Linked DNA regions of Homo sapiens: region 2 is linked to region 1. The links are chromatin loops, found by intact Hi-C in ENCODE. Cell type or tissue: B cell. All regions are shown on one strand.

What was found. Peaks named below come from ENCODE experiments on the same cell type or tissue, not always from the same donor. Only the 100,000 strongest peaks of a DNase experiment are listed, where the experiment ranks them.
Region 2: it touches region 1 in a loop (1.9-fold over the local background); 2 of 110 quality-filtered maps call a loop at or near these places.

Annotation. Positions count from the first base shown.
Region 1 is chr22:40,460,749-40,465,748 of GRCh38, reverse strand. It overlaps MRTFA (myocardin related transcription factor A), which reads left to right. Exons shown (of 15, transcript NM_020831.6): 4 at 2,463-2,528. Among named protein-coding and RNA genes, the nearest start is that of MRTFA-AS1, 59 kb to the left of the region's middle. RefSeq lists an enhancer at 2,091-2,200. In B cell, no CTCF peak of the experiment used is centred here; DNase peaks (open chromatin) are centred at 2,278 and 2,978; H3K4me3 peaks cover 2,470 bases; H3K27ac peaks cover 4,810 bases.
Region 2 is chr22:40,412,077-40,417,076 of GRCh38, reverse strand. MRTFA (myocardin related transcription factor A) reads left to right here. Exons shown (of 15, transcript NM_020831.6): 14 at 31-91. Among named protein-coding and RNA genes, the nearest start is that of SGSM3, 44 kb to the right of the region's middle. RefSeq lists enhancers at 187-686, 1,392-1,791, 2,672-2,821 and a silencer at 4,452-4,551. In B cell, no CTCF peak of the experiment used is centred here; DNase peaks (open chromatin) are centred at 1,366, 2,066, 3,116 and 4,406; H3K4me3 peaks cover 2,392 bases; H3K27ac peaks cover 4,754 bases.

The sequences.
Region 1 (5,000 bases):
TACAAAAAAAAAAATTAAAAAATTACCGGGCATGGTGTCATGCACCTATAGTTCCAGCTACTCCAGAGGCTGAGGTGGGAGGATCTGTTGAGCCAGGGACGTCAAGGCCTTGGTGAGCTGAGATCATGCCACTGCACTCCAGCCTGGGTGACAGAGTGAGACCTTGTCTCAAAAAATAAAACACCAAAATGTATCTTCATATGGCTGTTAGGAAGAGTAAGTTAAAATATAAAAGAATGTAAAACAGTGTCTGGCACAGAGTACGTGCGTCATAAGTGTCAGCTATTATTGTAGCTCCTGCTGTTTTTATCGATTTAGTTCTCCAAGGCTTTGTTCTTAACAATGGTAATTTGTAAAATAATAATAGCCTCTTGGTTCAGTTTCTCAGACTGTTTGTAACATCCTTTTGAGATCCAGTTCAGTACAAGAAACCATTGTTGAATGCCTACTATGTATTAAGTGCTATGGGGGACATATATCAGTAAGGGATATTCTCTTCTCTCCAGGAACTTATAAACTGGTAGGAGAAGTAAGATGTTCAAGGGCTACTATTACACAAGGCAAAATATTATACTTTTCCCTAACATATAAAAGGTAGCTCACAGGAGGCCTAGAGTAACTGAATGCTGTGGAGTGAGTGGGGAAGTTCAGATGAACAGGGTAGGCATTTCCAGGTGAAGTGAATAAAAGAGGTAGGAAAAAATTCACGGTACTTGAGGAAGAGTAACTGGCCAGGCTTGATTAAGATAACTTGAAATGGGAGAGAGACACTACAGGCAAGGACACAGCCAGGGAGCTACCACTGCAGCATGGGAAAACATGGCAGGGTAAAATTGATAAGAGGGGAGTGTGAGTGTGAGGAGGTAGAGTTGAAGTTGGCCCAGACATTTAAAAAATACTGGGAAAGATAGTGATATCATTAAAGAAGTAAGAAGGATGGGAAGGGGATTAGGTTTTTGGGAGGAAAACAAGTTTGGCTTTGGATCTACTGAATTTGAGATGTAGGCAGGCGCATGGTTATGGTTCTGCGATTCTTGGACGCCTCCCTAAAAGCTACTCTGTGGATAGAAAAAGGCAGATATTAAGATGATTCCCAGTAGATTCTGGTTCCTCTCAGATGTGACTTGGAAGGCCCCTACACCTGAAGACTTAATTATGTAAGGAGGCTTTCCTTGGCCCGTGGGATCCTCCTAACCCTCCTCCTCTGAACATTTTCTTTTTTTTCTTTCTTTTTTTTTTTTAGACGGGGTCTTGCTCTGTTGCCCAGGCTGGAGTGCAGTGGCATGATCTCAGCTCACTGCAACCTCTGCAGTTTCTCATTTAGTCTCTGAATGACAGCTGTGCCATTGTCATTCTGTGTAGTTTGTAGTTGTAACACCGTTTAGGTTTAACTGGCTTTTGAAAGAAAGATAGTTGTTTTTTTTTTTTTTTTTTTTTTTCCTGAGACAGCATCTCACTCTCGTTACCCAGGCTGGAGTGAGAGAGAGTAGTGTGATCTCGGCTCACTGCAACCTCCGCCTCCCAGGTTCAAGCAATTCTCCTGCCTCAGCCTCCTGAGTAGCTGGGACTACAGGCGCGCACCACCACACCCGACTAATTTTTGTATTTTTAGTATAGATGGGGTTTCACTGTCTTGGCCAGGCTGGTCTCGAACTCCTGACCTTGTGATCCGCCCGCCTCGGTCTTCCAAAGTGCTGGGATTACATGTAGGCATGAGCCACTGTGCCTGGCTGATAGTTGATTTTTAACTTAAAAAAAATCCCTATTAAGTTTTTTCATTAAGCAGTATTGCCAGAGTGAAAATAAGAGAAACACCCATCAGTCTCCCCTAGCCCGGATGTGCTTTGAGTCATCTAGCTGAATTGTTTCACCTCAACAGAAAAGGCTCTAAGTGAAGAGAAAGAAGAAAAACAGAGGCATATTAACGGTAAAATATTTTCTAGGCTAGAAAAAGGCATTGCTTGGTGAAATGGCTATAATTTTTAGATACAAAAGAAAAAGAGTTTACAAATAGTACTTCCTGATCTGTGTGAGTAGTTCTTTCATTCACTATACTTATGGTGGTAAACATTTGTTAAGCGTAGAGCATCTGGAAAGCTTTTTTTGCTGGGTGGTGGTCCTCGTTAGGATATTTTGAGTTTGGAAGAGGTGTTTTTAAAAAAGTTTTAGGAGGAGGACTCAGTGTTTTGGAGGTTTTGAGCAAAAGGCAAGACTCTGATGCTTTGTGGATTGTTATCGCCCTGCAAGACCCTTCGCAACTTCCTCTCACCGCCCACAGCAGAATACGGAAACTCTGCTGTATCAGGCCACTTCTGCAATTACAGACAGTTGCACTTCAAGGGGACCCTTCTTTCACACTACATCCTTCTGTTTTTAGACTTTTTTTGCGTTTGAAAATGTGTTTTTTGAGGTGGAATACCCAACTGACCCCTCATCTCTCCTCTCTCTCTGCTGCCCTGCAGTGCTACAGTTGAAACTCCAGCAGCGCCGGACCCGGGAAGAACTGGTGAGCCAAGGGATCATGCCGCGTAAGTGCCTCTCTCTCTCAGCATTTGGTAGATTGCTTTTAGGACATGGCTGTGTTCACCGAGTATGCCATGGGAAGCATCTAACATAAAACAAGGATGATGCGTTTTATTTTCCACTCTCTTCTTTCTCATGACTTTCCAAGTTTAGAGCTCAATCACTAAATAGTTAAGATAACTAATTGATCAAGTTCAGTGAAACAAACTGTGTTTAAAGGGTCAAACCTGGTTTAAATTAGGTGTAAAGGGTGCCACTGAATTTTCCTTTACTTTGGAATTGCACCTTTAAAAGAGTTTTCACTCTGTTATACTTCCCTTTATAGGAGGGGCAGATCTTGAGCCTGGTGTATTGTGAGGAAGAACCACTTCTCCCATATGCTTTGCCTTCATGTTCTGGTTCTTAGGAAGAGAAACCTCTTTTCTGGTATTTTGAATCAACCACAGTTTTATGTAGAGTGAGATCCTGAGATACTCTAAGGCTGGCCTGGGCGTGAGCATGGCTGAGTAGAGTCGTTGATGGCGCTATCACGGCACCGGGCTCAGTGGGTGCAGAAGTCCATCCCTTAGGGGAAAAATGAAACCAAACCTTGGAATCTGTTAGAAGTAAGGAAATTTGCCTTTAATACCAACAGCATTATAAACGGAGCTGAAACTGGAGCTGGTGAGGTTTTGATCTTTCGGACCTTTCTTTTTTAAATCATCAGCAGAGAACATAGGCTCTCTTTTCTGTTTGTATGTTATCACTACTTGGATACACTGTAAGTCAAAAAACAATCATACAACTTCTGGCTTCATGGTGGGAGAACTGATGTTTTTCACTTTAACTCATTGTCTGCTGGCTGACTGCTACCATATTTTCCTAGCTCTCATTCATTCATTCATTCATTCATTCAAAATCTTTGAGTACCTAATATGTGATAGTTGATGCAGCAAGATAAATCCAGCTCTTGCTCTCAGGTGATTTATATTTAGAAGGGCAAGACTAGTAGTAGACAAGAAATTTCAGAGCAGGGATCACCTTGAAATGCAGTTGGTAAGTTCAGAGCCTGGTAAGTACTATCAAGTAAATTAACTGATTGGTGTGTTAATAAGTAATAGGAATAAGATGGAGTCACTTCGAATAAGATGTTCAAGAAAGGCCTCACTGAAGAGGAAAGATTTGAGCTGAGATCTAAAGGATCAGATGAAGCTGGCCATTCAGAAAGCAGGAAGAGGGCTCAGAGAGAAGAAAAAGCAAGTGTCTGGGCCTGGTGCAGGCCAGAAGTTGGTGTGTTTGGAGATCATCAAGTAAGCCAGTGTGGCTGGGGCATGGTGGAGAGAGAGAAGGGGCAAGTGAAGATGGGTAAGGTGGGCAGGGCTAGAGCCAGGGCATTATCACCCACATGGAGGAGGTGGATTTGGCTTTTAATTTTAATTTTTTTTTTTAAGACGGAGTCTTGCTCTGTTGCCCAGGCTGGAGTGCAGTGGCATAATCTGGGCTCACTGCAAGCTCCGCCTCCCGGGTTCACGCCATTCTCCTGCCTCAGCCTCCCAAATAGCTGGGACTACAGGTGCCCACCACAGCGCCTGGCTAATTTTTTTTTTTTTTTTTTTTTGTATTTTTAGTAGAGACGGGGTTTCACCGTATGAGCCAGGTTGGTCTCGATCTCTTGGCCTCGTGATCCTCCTGCCTCAGCCTCCCAAAGTGCTGGGATTACAGCCTGAGCCACTGTGTCCGGCCTTCATTTTAATTTTTAAGAGATGGGGTCTTGCTATGTTGCCCAGGCTGAACTCAACCTCCTGGGCTCAAGCAATCCTTCTGCCTCAGGCTCCTTAGTGGCAGGGACTACTGGTGTGCATCACCATGCCCAGCTGGATTTGGTTTTAAGTGCAATGGGAAGCCATTGAAGGCTTTTAAGCAAGTCAGAATGGACCTACCACAATAGTGATAGGGTCCATTTCTAAGAGAACCTTATAACAAGTGTAAGAAGCCTGGGGTCTATTTCTTTTAACTTTTTTTTTTTTTTTTTTTTTTTTTTTGAGACAAGTTCTTGCTCTGTCATCCAGGCTAAAGTGCAATGGCATGATCATGGCTCACTGCAGCGTCCACCTCTCTGGCTTTCAAGCAGATCTTCCCACCTCAGCCTCCTGAATAGCCCTGGGACTGTAGGTGTGAGCCATCATGCCTGGCTAATTATTTTTACTTTTTATAGAGATGGAGTCTACCTATGTTGCTCAGACTGGTCTTGAACTCCTGGGCTCAAGCGGTCCTCCTGCCTAACCCTCCCAAAGTGCTGGGATTACAGGTGTGAGCCACCTTGCCCGGCTTGGGGTCTATTTCTATCCTAAACATCAGCCCAGGGAGCTTAAGTCCCAAATTAATCTTTTTGTTTACTGCAGTTCACTGCCAGACTATTTACCTACATTATGCTGTCTTCTGTGGCCCTCCAGTGAAGGACTCTCTACCCCCAGTTCTTAAAGTGTTAGGTGGCTTGT
Region 2 (5,000 bases), 49 kb after region 1:
TCTCTTTTTTTTTTTTCCTTTGTCCCACAGGAAAATGGTTCCTCAAGCCAGCAGATGGACGACCTGTTTGACATTCTCATTCAGAGCGGAGGTAACCCCAGGTCCCCTGCTGCCTCCCTGACGGCCTTCTCTGTTCATAGGTGTCTCTAGCCCTGGGTTGGTTTGTTTTTATTGAATGCTTCCGTGCGTGACCAGTCTTGGGCAAGCACTGTGGATGCAGTGGTGGCTGTGAGCCCTCCCGTCTCCAAGGCCTGGGCGAGAGGACCAGGGAAGGTGCCGTCCTTCAGCTGGAAGCACTGCCCCAAGGCCCTCGCCTCCCAACGAACAGAAGAGACATTTGCCCTTGTGGAGCTCACAGTGCAGCCTGGGGAGGTGGACAACAAATATAAGAAATAAGCAGATCATATGGAAGATCCGAGAGGAGCCTTAGGACAAAAATGGAGGAGAGGGAGAGGTCTGGGGAGCCTGGTGGGGAAGGTCCAGGATGTCTCCTGTGAGCAGGGGCAGCTGTGTGCATCTGTGCGGCCTCGGGAGTACCTGGCGGGTTGGAGTGGAGTTGAGGAAAGGGGAAGAAGGCCTTCATGGCCAGATCATGCGTGGCCTCCTGGGCACCAGGGCAGGGTGGCTTTGGCTCCATTGTGTGGGAAGCCATCGCACAGCCTTGAGCAGAAAAGGCCTGGTCTGATGCAGGACCCAGGCGATAGTAGCCGTGCAAGGGCAGAAGCAGGGAGCCCCAGGTTGGGGGGCGACTGGAGAGCTGGGCTTTGGCCCAGCAGGCAGCAGTGGCGGGCAGAGGAGCGGCTGGAATCAGCCCCATTTGGAGAGAGCCAGGTTGGTGTCTTTATGGATGAAGTGGGGGGAGAGGGAAGGAACAGCCAAGGATGACTTCAAGGGCTGTGGCCTAAAGGGCCAGGGTGGAGTGGCCATTGATGGGGTGAGCTGGGGAGGGGGCACGTGTGGGACCACATTGCGCGGTCCCTGATGGGGTGTGTCACGAGACCGAATGGAGGGTTCACAGGGACAGTTGACATCAAGTGGCATTTGTGAGAGAGGTCTGGGCTGGAGGTAGGAGTTGGAGTGTTGTCACATCTAGATTGGCAGTTGGAGCTGGGAGGCTGCCGAGGGTGTGAGGTGGGGGAGCAGAGGTTGGGGCTAAGCCCAGCCTTGGGGGTCGGGAGGACAAGTAGTGGCAGGGTGCGGTGTCCTGGAATCCAGCCGTGACCAAGGGAGCTGAGGACCGAGGCCTGGACACGGAAGGTAGGCATCATGGGCACAACAGGAAGTCCATGAGAGGCCTGGGAGCAGGGTGGGGGTGGCCGTAGAGAGCTCTCTGGGAGGTTCCCCTGCAGAGGGGAAGAAGGAGGTAGGGCAGATGCTGGGCAGGAAATAGCGCGCGTCTGTGTGAGGGGACCCAGCTGGGAGTAGAAGATCCCAGATGACCCCGAGATGGTCCTGGGGAGGAGCTCACTGGCGGCAGCAGGCAAGAAGTCTGGGCCTGTGGTGCCGATGCTGGGTGGTGAGCGTGGACTTCTCTTTGAGTGTCTCAGTGGCTTCAGGAGGAGGAGGAGCGGCTGAGGGGTGCAGGCAAAGTGGGAGCTCAGCCTGGAACCACAGCTCTACCAGAGTAGATGTGATGTTGTGTGAATTTTATTTCAATTTAAGACAAGAGCTCAGTCACTGGTGTTCCTGTGAGGTCTGTAATTCTCAAGCCCTAGGGAGAATCCCTGGGTCCCTGGGGTCTGAGGCGCATCTCTCACCAGTGCAGGTGGCACTGAGGCGGCAGGTATGGGACCCGCTGTGAGGACGGCTGGGCTGGGCGCTCAGGAGCGAGGCCTTGGCGTGAGCTTCAGGAGGTTCCAAGGGAAGGAGGTGCTACCCCAGAGATATTGTTCAAGAAGGAAAAGGGAACAGGCTTTGAACTCTAGCTTCTAAGGGATGGCAGAGAAAGGGAGATGGTGGGTGTGGGTGCTGCCTGCCGCCAAAGGGACACTGAAAAGTGGCCCAAGAGGTGGCAGTGATGCCAGAAGCAGGTGTTTGAGGAGAGAGGTCTGGGCAGGTGGTGGCAGCTGGGCAGGCAGCGACCTCCTTGCCTGGTGAGAGCGGCTGCAGGGCAAAGAGTGCATTCTGCCAGGACAGGGGGGGCCAGAACCCACAGGGTTGGGGAGCAGGCCTGGTTTTTGCATAATTCTTTTTTTAGTTGTGGTGAGATAATAAAATTTGCCATTCTAATCATTTTTTAAATGTACAATCAGAGGTATTAGGTCCATTCACAGTGTTGTGCAACTGTCACCCCTATCCGCTCCAGAACTTCATCACCCCATAAGGAAACTGTACCCATTAGACAGTAACTCCCCATTCTCCCCAACTCCAGCCCTTGGCAGTCCCCATCCCACTTTCTCTATGGATTTGCCTGTCGTGGGGACCTCACAGAAGTAGACTCAGTTTGTCCTTCTGTGTCTGGCTTATTTCACTCAGCATAATGTCCTCAGGGTCCATCTGTGTTGCAGCATGTGTCAGAATTTCACTCTTTTTAAAGGCTGAATCATACCCTGTAGTGTGGATTCACCACATTCTCTTCATCCATTCATCTGTGGCTGGACACCTGGGCTGTTTCCACCCTTTGGATGTTGTGAATGTCAGTGTACAAGTGTCTGTCTTGAGTCCCTGCTTTCAGTTCTGGGCATAAACCTAGGGTTGGAATTGCCGGATCATATGGTAATTTCTTCTTTTTTTTTCCTTGGAGACGGAGTCTGTTGCCCAGATTGGAGTGCAGTAGCACGATCTTGGCTCACTGCAACCTCTGCCTCTGGGGTTCAAGCAATTCTCCTGCCTCAGCTTCTCGAGTAGCCGGGACTACAGGCACCCGCCGCCACGCCCGGCCAATTTTTTGTGTGTTTTTTAGTAGAGACGGGGTTTCACTGTGTTGCCCAGGCTGGTTTTGAACTCCTGAGCTCAGGCAGTCTGCCCGCCTCGGCCTCCCAAAGTGATAGGATTACACGCATGAGCCAACGCACCCCGCCTCATATGGTAACTTCTGTGTTTAACTTTTTGAGGAATCACTAAACTGTGTCCACTGCAGCTGTAACGTTTTACATTCACACTAGCAATGCACAAGGGTTCCAGTTTCTTCACCTCCTCACCAGCACTTCTTATTTTCAATTTTTTGATACAAGCCATCCTAATGGGTGTGAAGTGGTATCTTAGTTTGCATTTCTGTCATTTAGTGACGTGGAACATCTTTTCATGTGCTGCCTGACCATTTGTGTATCTTCTATTGGAGAATGGCCAAGTCCTTTGCACATTTTTTTTGATTTTTTAAAAATTGTGATAAATCGGCTGGGCGTGGTAGCTCACGCCTGTAATCCCAGCACTTTGGGAGGCTGAGGCAGGCAAATCACGAGGTCAGGAGATCGAGACCATCCTGGCTAACATGGTGAAACCCCGTCTTTACTAAAAAATACAAAAAATTTATCCGGGCATGGTGGCGGGCACCTGTAGTCCCAGCACTTTGGGAGGCCAAGGCAGGCGGATCACGAGGTCAGGAGTTCGAGACCAGCCTGACCAACATGGTGAAAAAATTAGCCAGGCATGGTGGCACGTGCCTGTAATCTCAGGAGGGTGAGGCAGGAGAATTGCTTGAAAACGGGAGGCGGAGGTTGCAGTGAGCCAAGATTGCCCCACTGCACTGCAGCCTGGGCAACAGTGAGACTCAAGTCTCAAAAAAAAAAAAAAAATTGTGGTAAAATACACCTAAAATTTACCTTTTTTTGTTGTTGTTTTTTGATAAAGATGGGGTCTTGCCTTGTTGCCCAGGCTGCTCTCAAACTCCTGGCTTGAAGCCAATCCTCCTGTCCCAGCCTCCCAAGTGCTGGCATGACAGGTGTGAGCCACTGTGCCCAACCCATCATAACCTTTTTTTTTTTTTTTTTTTTTTTTTTTGAGACAGGGTGTCACTCTGTTTCCCAGTGTTGGAGTGCAGTGGTGCAATCTTGGCTCACTGCAACCTCCGCCTCCCGGGTTCAAGCCATTCTCCTACCTCAGCCTCCTGAGTAGCTGGGATTACAGGCGTGCACCACCGTGCCCGGCTAATTTTTGTATTTTTAGTAGAGGTCGGGGTTTCACCATGTTAGCCTGGCTGGTCTCGAACTCCTGACCTCAAGTAATCCACCCCACTTGGCCTCCCAAAGTGCTGGGATTACAGACGTGAGCCACTGCACCCAGCCCATTGTAACTAACCATTTTTAAGTGTATGGTTCAGTGGTATTAAATACATTCATAATGTGTACAGCCATCACTGCCATCCATCTCCCTTTCTTTTGATCTCGTAAAACTGAAACTATCCCCATTAAACAGTAACTTCCCATTTGGCCCTTCCGCCAGCCTGTAGCAACTGCCATTCTACTTTCTGTCTCTATGATTTTGACTAAGTGCAATCATGAATTGTCTTTTGTGACAGGCTGTTGCACTAAGCATAGTATCACTTCCTTCATCCATTGATGGACATAGGTTGCTTCCACATTCTACTGTTGTGAATGCACTTATCAACACCTGTGTACAAATACCTGAGACCCTGCTTCCAATTCTTTTGGGTATATGCCCAGCAGTGGAATTGCTAGATCATATGGTAATTCTATTTTTAAGTAAGTAAGTGTTGGAGGAACCTCCATACTGTTTTTCATAGCAGCTGCACCATTTTGCATTTCTACCACAGGGCACAAGGGCTCCAGTTTCTCTGTATCCTCACCAATACTTTCTTAAAAATTTAATTTTACAGTAGCCACTCCAGTGGGTTTGAGGTGTATCTCACTGTGGTCTCCCTCATGACTAGTGATATTGAGCTCTTTTCATGTGCTGTTGGCCATTTGTATATCATCTTTGGAAAAATGTCTGTTCAAATCTTTCTTTTACCTATTCTTGAGTCAAGTTTGGTTTTTTGTTGTTGAGTTTTAGAAGTTCTCTGTGTATTCCGGATATCACTTCTTTATCAAATATGTGATTTG